Linked DNA regions of Homo sapiens: region 1 is linked to region 2. Evidence: chromatin contacts called from ENCODE Hi-C or POLR2A ChIA-PET data. All regions are on one chromosome and are shown on one strand. Each heading gives the region's core, a stretch centred on a gene start or an enhancer-like site at or near the end of the contact. The rest is flanking DNA. Distances are from core to core; before and after follow the strand shown. Region 1 overlaps ZZEF1 (zinc finger ZZ-type and EF-hand domain containing 1). Region 2 overlaps NCBP3 (nuclear cap binding subunit 3).

The links. Hi-C counts contacts between places; a loop is a spot of excess contacts on that map. ChIA-PET counts read pairs that join two places held with the same protein, here RNA polymerase II (POLR2A).
Region 1: a map of Right ventricle myocardium superior shows a loop between it and region 2 (2.4-fold over the local background). The contact joins two enhancer-like sites. A Hi-C loop is called at or near these places in 1 of 168 maps with a recorded cell type or tissue (Right ventricle myocardium superior). POLR2A ChIA-PET finds 5 or more read pairs at or near these places in 2 of 52 experiments (CD8-positive, alpha-beta memory T cell and activated CD8-positive, alpha-beta memory T cell).

The regions. Positions count from the first base shown.
Region 1 is chr17:4,007,927-4,010,626 of GRCh38, reverse strand. ZZEF1 (zinc finger ZZ-type and EF-hand domain containing 1) reads left to right here. Exons shown (of 55, transcript NM_015113.4): 53 at 870-1,023; 54 at 1,673-1,744. Among named protein-coding and RNA genes, the nearest start is that of LINC01975, 32 kb to the right of the region's middle. RefSeq lists an enhancer at 2,565-2,700. Within about 2 kb of position 1,251, at least 3 of the 41 ENCODE cell types and tissues checked have a DNase peak (open chromatin) inside an H3K27ac peak, as active enhancers do.
Region 2 is chr17:3,815,553-3,818,252 of GRCh38, reverse strand. NCBP3 (nuclear cap binding subunit 3) reads left to right here. Exons shown (of 13, transcript NM_001114118.3): 11 at 1,983-2,137. Among named protein-coding and RNA genes, the nearest start is that of ITGAE, 16 kb to the right of the region's middle. Within about 2 kb of position 1,260, at least 2 of the 41 ENCODE cell types and tissues checked have a DNase peak (open chromatin) inside an H3K27ac peak, as active enhancers do.

The DNA of each region.
Region 1 (2,700 bases), core at 2-2,501, 190 kb before region 2:
CAGCCTCCCTAGTAGCTGGGATTACAGGCGCCCACCACCACGCTCAGCTAATTTTTTGTATTTTTAGTAGAGACGGGGTTTCACTGTGTTGGCCAGGCTGGTCTCCTGGCCAACTCCTGACCTCGTGATCCGCCTGCCTTGGCCTCCCAAGGTGCTGGGATTACAGGCGTGAGCTACCGCGCCCGGCCACATCTTGCTTTTTTTCATTTAATATTTATCTTGAGATGAGTTCCCACTGTCACTGGAAAGTCTTCATAACTTTTTTTTTTTTAAGAGACAAGGTCTCACTCTGTTGCCCAGGCCAGAGTACAGTGGTGCACTCATGGCTCACTGCAACCTCCAACTCCTGGGCTCAAGCAGTCCTCCCACCTCAGCCTCTCGAGTAGCTGGGTGCTGTCACACACAGCTAGGTTTTTTTTTTGTTTGTTTTTTGGGGTTTTGTTTGTTTGTTTGTTTTTAATTTTTTGTAGAGACAGGGTCTCGCTTTATTTCCCAGGTTGGTCTCCAACTCCTGGGCTGAAGTGATCCTCCCACCTCTGCTTCCCAAAGTGCTGGGATTACAGGTGTGAGCCACCATGTGTAGCCCGTAACATCCATTTTTCAAGATGCACAGTAATCCCCGTGAGCACATTTCCGACCTCCTGTTCCCTTGGAGCCTGGTTTTAAAGTTTAGGTTCTGCCCCTTTCCTTCTTTGCTGTTGGTGACTATTCGTGGCTGCTTTGTGGGGAGCATAGGTGAGGCGACTTTATAATCATTTGTACCAGCTGTGGGAGAGGGAGGGTCTGAGCTGTGGTTCCTGCCAGCTGTAAGCCATGTGACCTTGGCATGGCTCTCAGTAAACTGACCACCTCCGGGGCTCCTCCTGCAGTGACCTGTGTGACCTTGCGCTGTTGAAGCCCCTGTGGCAGCTCTTTACCCACATGGAGTACGGCCTGTTTGAGGACGTGACGCAGCCCGGCATCCTCCTTCCCCTGCATCGTGCCCTCACTGAGCTCTTCTTCGTCACCGAGAACCGTGCCCAGGTGAGGCCTGAGGTCTGGGCAGGGAGCCCGGTGCCTCCATGTGCGTTTGCTCCCTCTGCTACCCAGGGCAGAAGCTGCTGCCTCATCCGAGCCTGAGTGGCCAGGGTCTCGACAGGCCACACAGGACAGGCATGGCTGAGAGTCTGAGGCTCTCGCCTCTCCCAGGCCTGGGAAACCCTCAGGTCAGCTCTGAGATTGCTTATTTTGTCAGGCCTAGAGCCAATGGGGGAGAAACTGCCCGGGATCAGCCCTTGACAACAGTGAGTTTTGGAAAATAAAACGATGGGTTATTTCTGCTTCCTTCTCTTTTTTTCCTCCCCTCAGCACAATAGACTGATTGAATGTGGGAGCTGAAAGGGCCTTTCAGAGTTCTTTAGCTTCCCTCTCCTTTCACACATGAGGAAACTGGCTTGAGGAGGGGTCCCGGCCTGGTCACCCAAGGGCAGGTGGAGGCAAAGGTGACCCCGGCACCGGGCACCTGGCTCCCGCCAGGGTTCTGAGCAAGGCAGTGCCACGCGGTGCTGGGCGGCGTGAGTAGCGTCCGCCCATGAGAGGCTTCTGCTTTCGCAAGCAGGTGTCCCAGGTGGTCTGGGAGAGCTGCACTGCGCATCTGGCGCTGTCACTCACAGCCCCTGCTCTCTCTCTGCAGGAGCTTGGCGTGCTGCAGGATTACCTGCTGGCCCTAACCACGGACGACCACCTTCTCCGCTGTGCGGCACAGGTACTCTCTCCACCCCAACAGAGCTGGCCCCCAGGCTGGGGCGCCACCATCTCACCATTGCCAGGGCAGAGAAGGTCTGTACATTGCGTCTGAGTAGGACAGAATCCACCCGGAGCTTACACAGAGCTTGTTCCAGTTCAGTCACTTCCTCCTGGTGCTCAGAGAGCATGCACGAGCCCCATTTATCAGAGTCATTCACTCTAAACTGTGGGGTCAGAAGAATTTGTGTCTTTAAAACCAAAACAACCGATGCCTTAAATTTAGTTTGGCTGATTCTTGAAGTTTCCGTGGAGTTAGATTTCACATATTTTTAGATGTGAGTTGCTTCTCTGGTAGCGGAACTCCTCTTCTGACAGCTGTTTGGTCTCAGGACGCTTCACACTTTTCACTGACTGAGGAGCTCAGAAAGCTTTTGGATATGTCTATTATGCATATATCCATATGTGCCATTAGAAACGAGATTTTCAATTTAAAAATTAAGCAAAAGTGTAAACCTTTATCAATTTATTTTTTTAAAGTAGTGAACCCATTTCATGTTAACATGAATAACACGTCTTGTGAAAAACGACTCTAACTTTTCAAAACAAAGTAATTACTGAGTGCTCTGGGACAAATAGGTGACCAAAAAAGAAAAAAGGAATGCCTGCAGAGGGTGGCGCTGTTGTGTTCCATCCTTGCAGACCCCTCTCATGTCTGGCCTCGTAGAAGACAGCTGGATTCTCATGTTCTCATGTCTGCTTCTGCAGTCAGTCAGATCACACGTCAGGCTCTGGAACACTCCACCATATACTCAGGAGAAGGAAAGTCAAAAATGAACCTTGCAGACCCCAAAAGGGTCTCGGGAGTCGCCTGGCCCCAGAGTACATTTTGAGAACCTTGGACTCCTTGAATATCATCGCGTGTGTGGCCCAACACCCCCACCCCCCCGGAGGACAGCTAGGGACACTGAGGCTCAC
Region 2 (2,700 bases), core at 11-2,510:
GTTTTATCAAAGCTAGCTTTTAATTTGATTTTAAATACTAGTATAACTTCTTAATTCCTCCTAATTTTATAATATCTTTTATCTATTCTGATTTCAGTCCCTTGTAGGAGTTTAATAAACGCATCCAGTATTTCCTCTATACAAGCAGTGATTCTTGTTATAAAAACAAAAGACAACATAGAAAGTGAAAATCATCTGTATTCCCATTCTTTCTCAACAATAACTACTGTTAGCAATTTGGCGAATAACCTTTCAGCTATTTGTGTGTGTGTGTGTGTGTGTGTGTATGGCACAGGGAAAAGCTGTAGATATATTTGTATAAAAGTATACTTTTTATAAAGATGAGGTTATGCTATTTATAGTTTTGCATTGTGCATTTTTCACTTAATATATTGTAGACATTATTTTTTTCAACTGTATATAGTCTGTTGTTTGAAAGTATCATGATTTATTTAACGAATTCCTTTTTGATGGACTTTAGGTTTCTATTTTCTTACAATTGCACTAACTCAATAAATTCCTCAAAGTCCAGTTATTACACAAAACAATATGTGTTTAAAAAGATGGTAAGTATTGCTTTATTTTTTTCCAGAAGGGTTTTTTGTGTGTTTTTATTTTTTTTTTGAGACGGAGTCTCGCTCTGTCACCCAGGCTGGAGTGCAGTGGCGCGATCTCGGCTCACTGCAAACTCCGCCTCCCAGGTTCACGCCATTCTCCTGCCTCAGCCTCCCGAGTAGCTGGGACTACAGGCGCCTGCCACTACTCCTGGCTAATTTTTTGTAATTTTAGTAGAGACGGGTTTCAGCATGTTGGCCAGGATGGTCTCAATCTCCTGACCTCGTGATCCACCTGCCTCAGCCTCCCAAAGTGCTGGGATTACAGGCATGAGCCACCATGCCCGGGCTCAGAAGGGTTTTAATCCCAGAAGGGTTTTAATCACTCACATTACCACCTGTTACCTACAAGCTCACCAGCCTTAGCTATTACCATTCTTTCTAATGCTAGCTAGTTTCATGAACAAAAAAAAAATAGTTATTTTAATGTGCATGTCTTTGATTACTACTAGGGGTGAGCAGATTCTGTGCAGGCAGAATCCACAGTTCTAAGGGTTAGAGTCTAGGGATGCTCTGTGTAACGTAGTATGTTTGTGGGGAGGGGAAAAGACCATTCAAGCTGATTTGTTTGTATGGCCTTGTTCACCACGTTCTTTTTTTTTTTGAGACGGAGTCTCGCTCTGTCGCCCAGCCTGGAGTGCAGTGGAGCGATAACACGATCTCGGCTCACTGCAAGCTCCGCCTTCTGGGTTCACAGCATTTTCCTGCCTCAGCCTCCCGGGGAGCTGGGAGTACAGGCCACCACGCCCAGCTAATTTTTTGTATTTTTAGTAGAGACTGGGTTTCACCATGTTAGCCAGGATGGTCTCGATCTCCTGACCTCGTGATCCGCCCGCCTCAGCTTCCCAAAGTGCTGGGATTACAGGCATGAGCCTGTTCACATTCTTATTTTTGGTTTTCAGAGAGCTTTCTGGTAGAGAATGCTGCCGGAACGGTGCTGGCACCTAGCATGATAGCATATCTCTTTGAAAGAGAAGTCTGCCCTTTAAAGAGAGAGACTGTAGACTATACTGTGTGTTGACTACAGCCACATCACAGCATGTGTAAGTGGAAGCCCCAATCTCTTTGTAGGCCTCTACTTAACGTTTGTCCCAGAAAAGGGGGACTTGTAGTTGTATGCTGTGTAATAGCACATACACATGTGGAAACCACCTTCGAAAACCTGCTCACCAGAACCAGTCTCTTTAGAGCAGGCAGATCATGGTTTCCATAAGCAAATAATTATAAGTTTATGGATTTGTAAGTGAATGTTGGCCATGTAAGACAGGATTTCTTAAATTGTTTCCTCCAAAGTATGAGATTGTTGTTTGGGTCTTGTCTCACAGTTGAAGTTGGTTAACTGTGCCCCATCCTACCCCCTTTTTAAAGGAACTCCATGAGGGCAGATAGTGTATCTTCAAGCAATATCAAAAACCGAATTGGTAACAAATTACCACCTGAGAAATTTGCAGATGTCCGACATCTATTAGATGAGAAACGTCAGCACTCCCGTCCACGGCCACCAGTCAGCAGTACTAAATCAGGTACTGTTCCTCACTTGGATTCCTGGCTGGATTCTGAGCTCCGGAAAGCAGACTGGGGCAGAGAGAGGTTCCTGAGTAAAACATGCGATGTGTGAACTGATTTAGCTGTCCTGGTTCATCATGTCTAAATTGTGGGCTAGGTGTTGGAAATTGAGGAAATGAAAAATAATCAGACTTCTGAAAAACTAGCTTTAAATGTTTTTATTCCAAATAATTACAGTTGTTCCTTGGTATGTCTGGGGGCTTGCTTCCAGGACCCCCTCCCCGCCCCCTACAGATACCAAAATCCATTGATGCTTAAGTCCCTTATATAAAGTGACATATTATCTGCATATAACCTACACACATCCTCTCATATACTTTAAGTCATCTCTAGATTATTTACAATACCTAATACGGTATAAATTCTTATCCTGTGTTGTGTAAAATTTGTATTATTTTTTGCTGTACTCTTATGTCTTACTTTTTTTCCACATGTATTCGATCAGCAGTTGGTTGAATCTATAGATGTGGAATCCATGGATGAGGAGGGCCAACCATATTTTCCTCTGTATGACACTGGT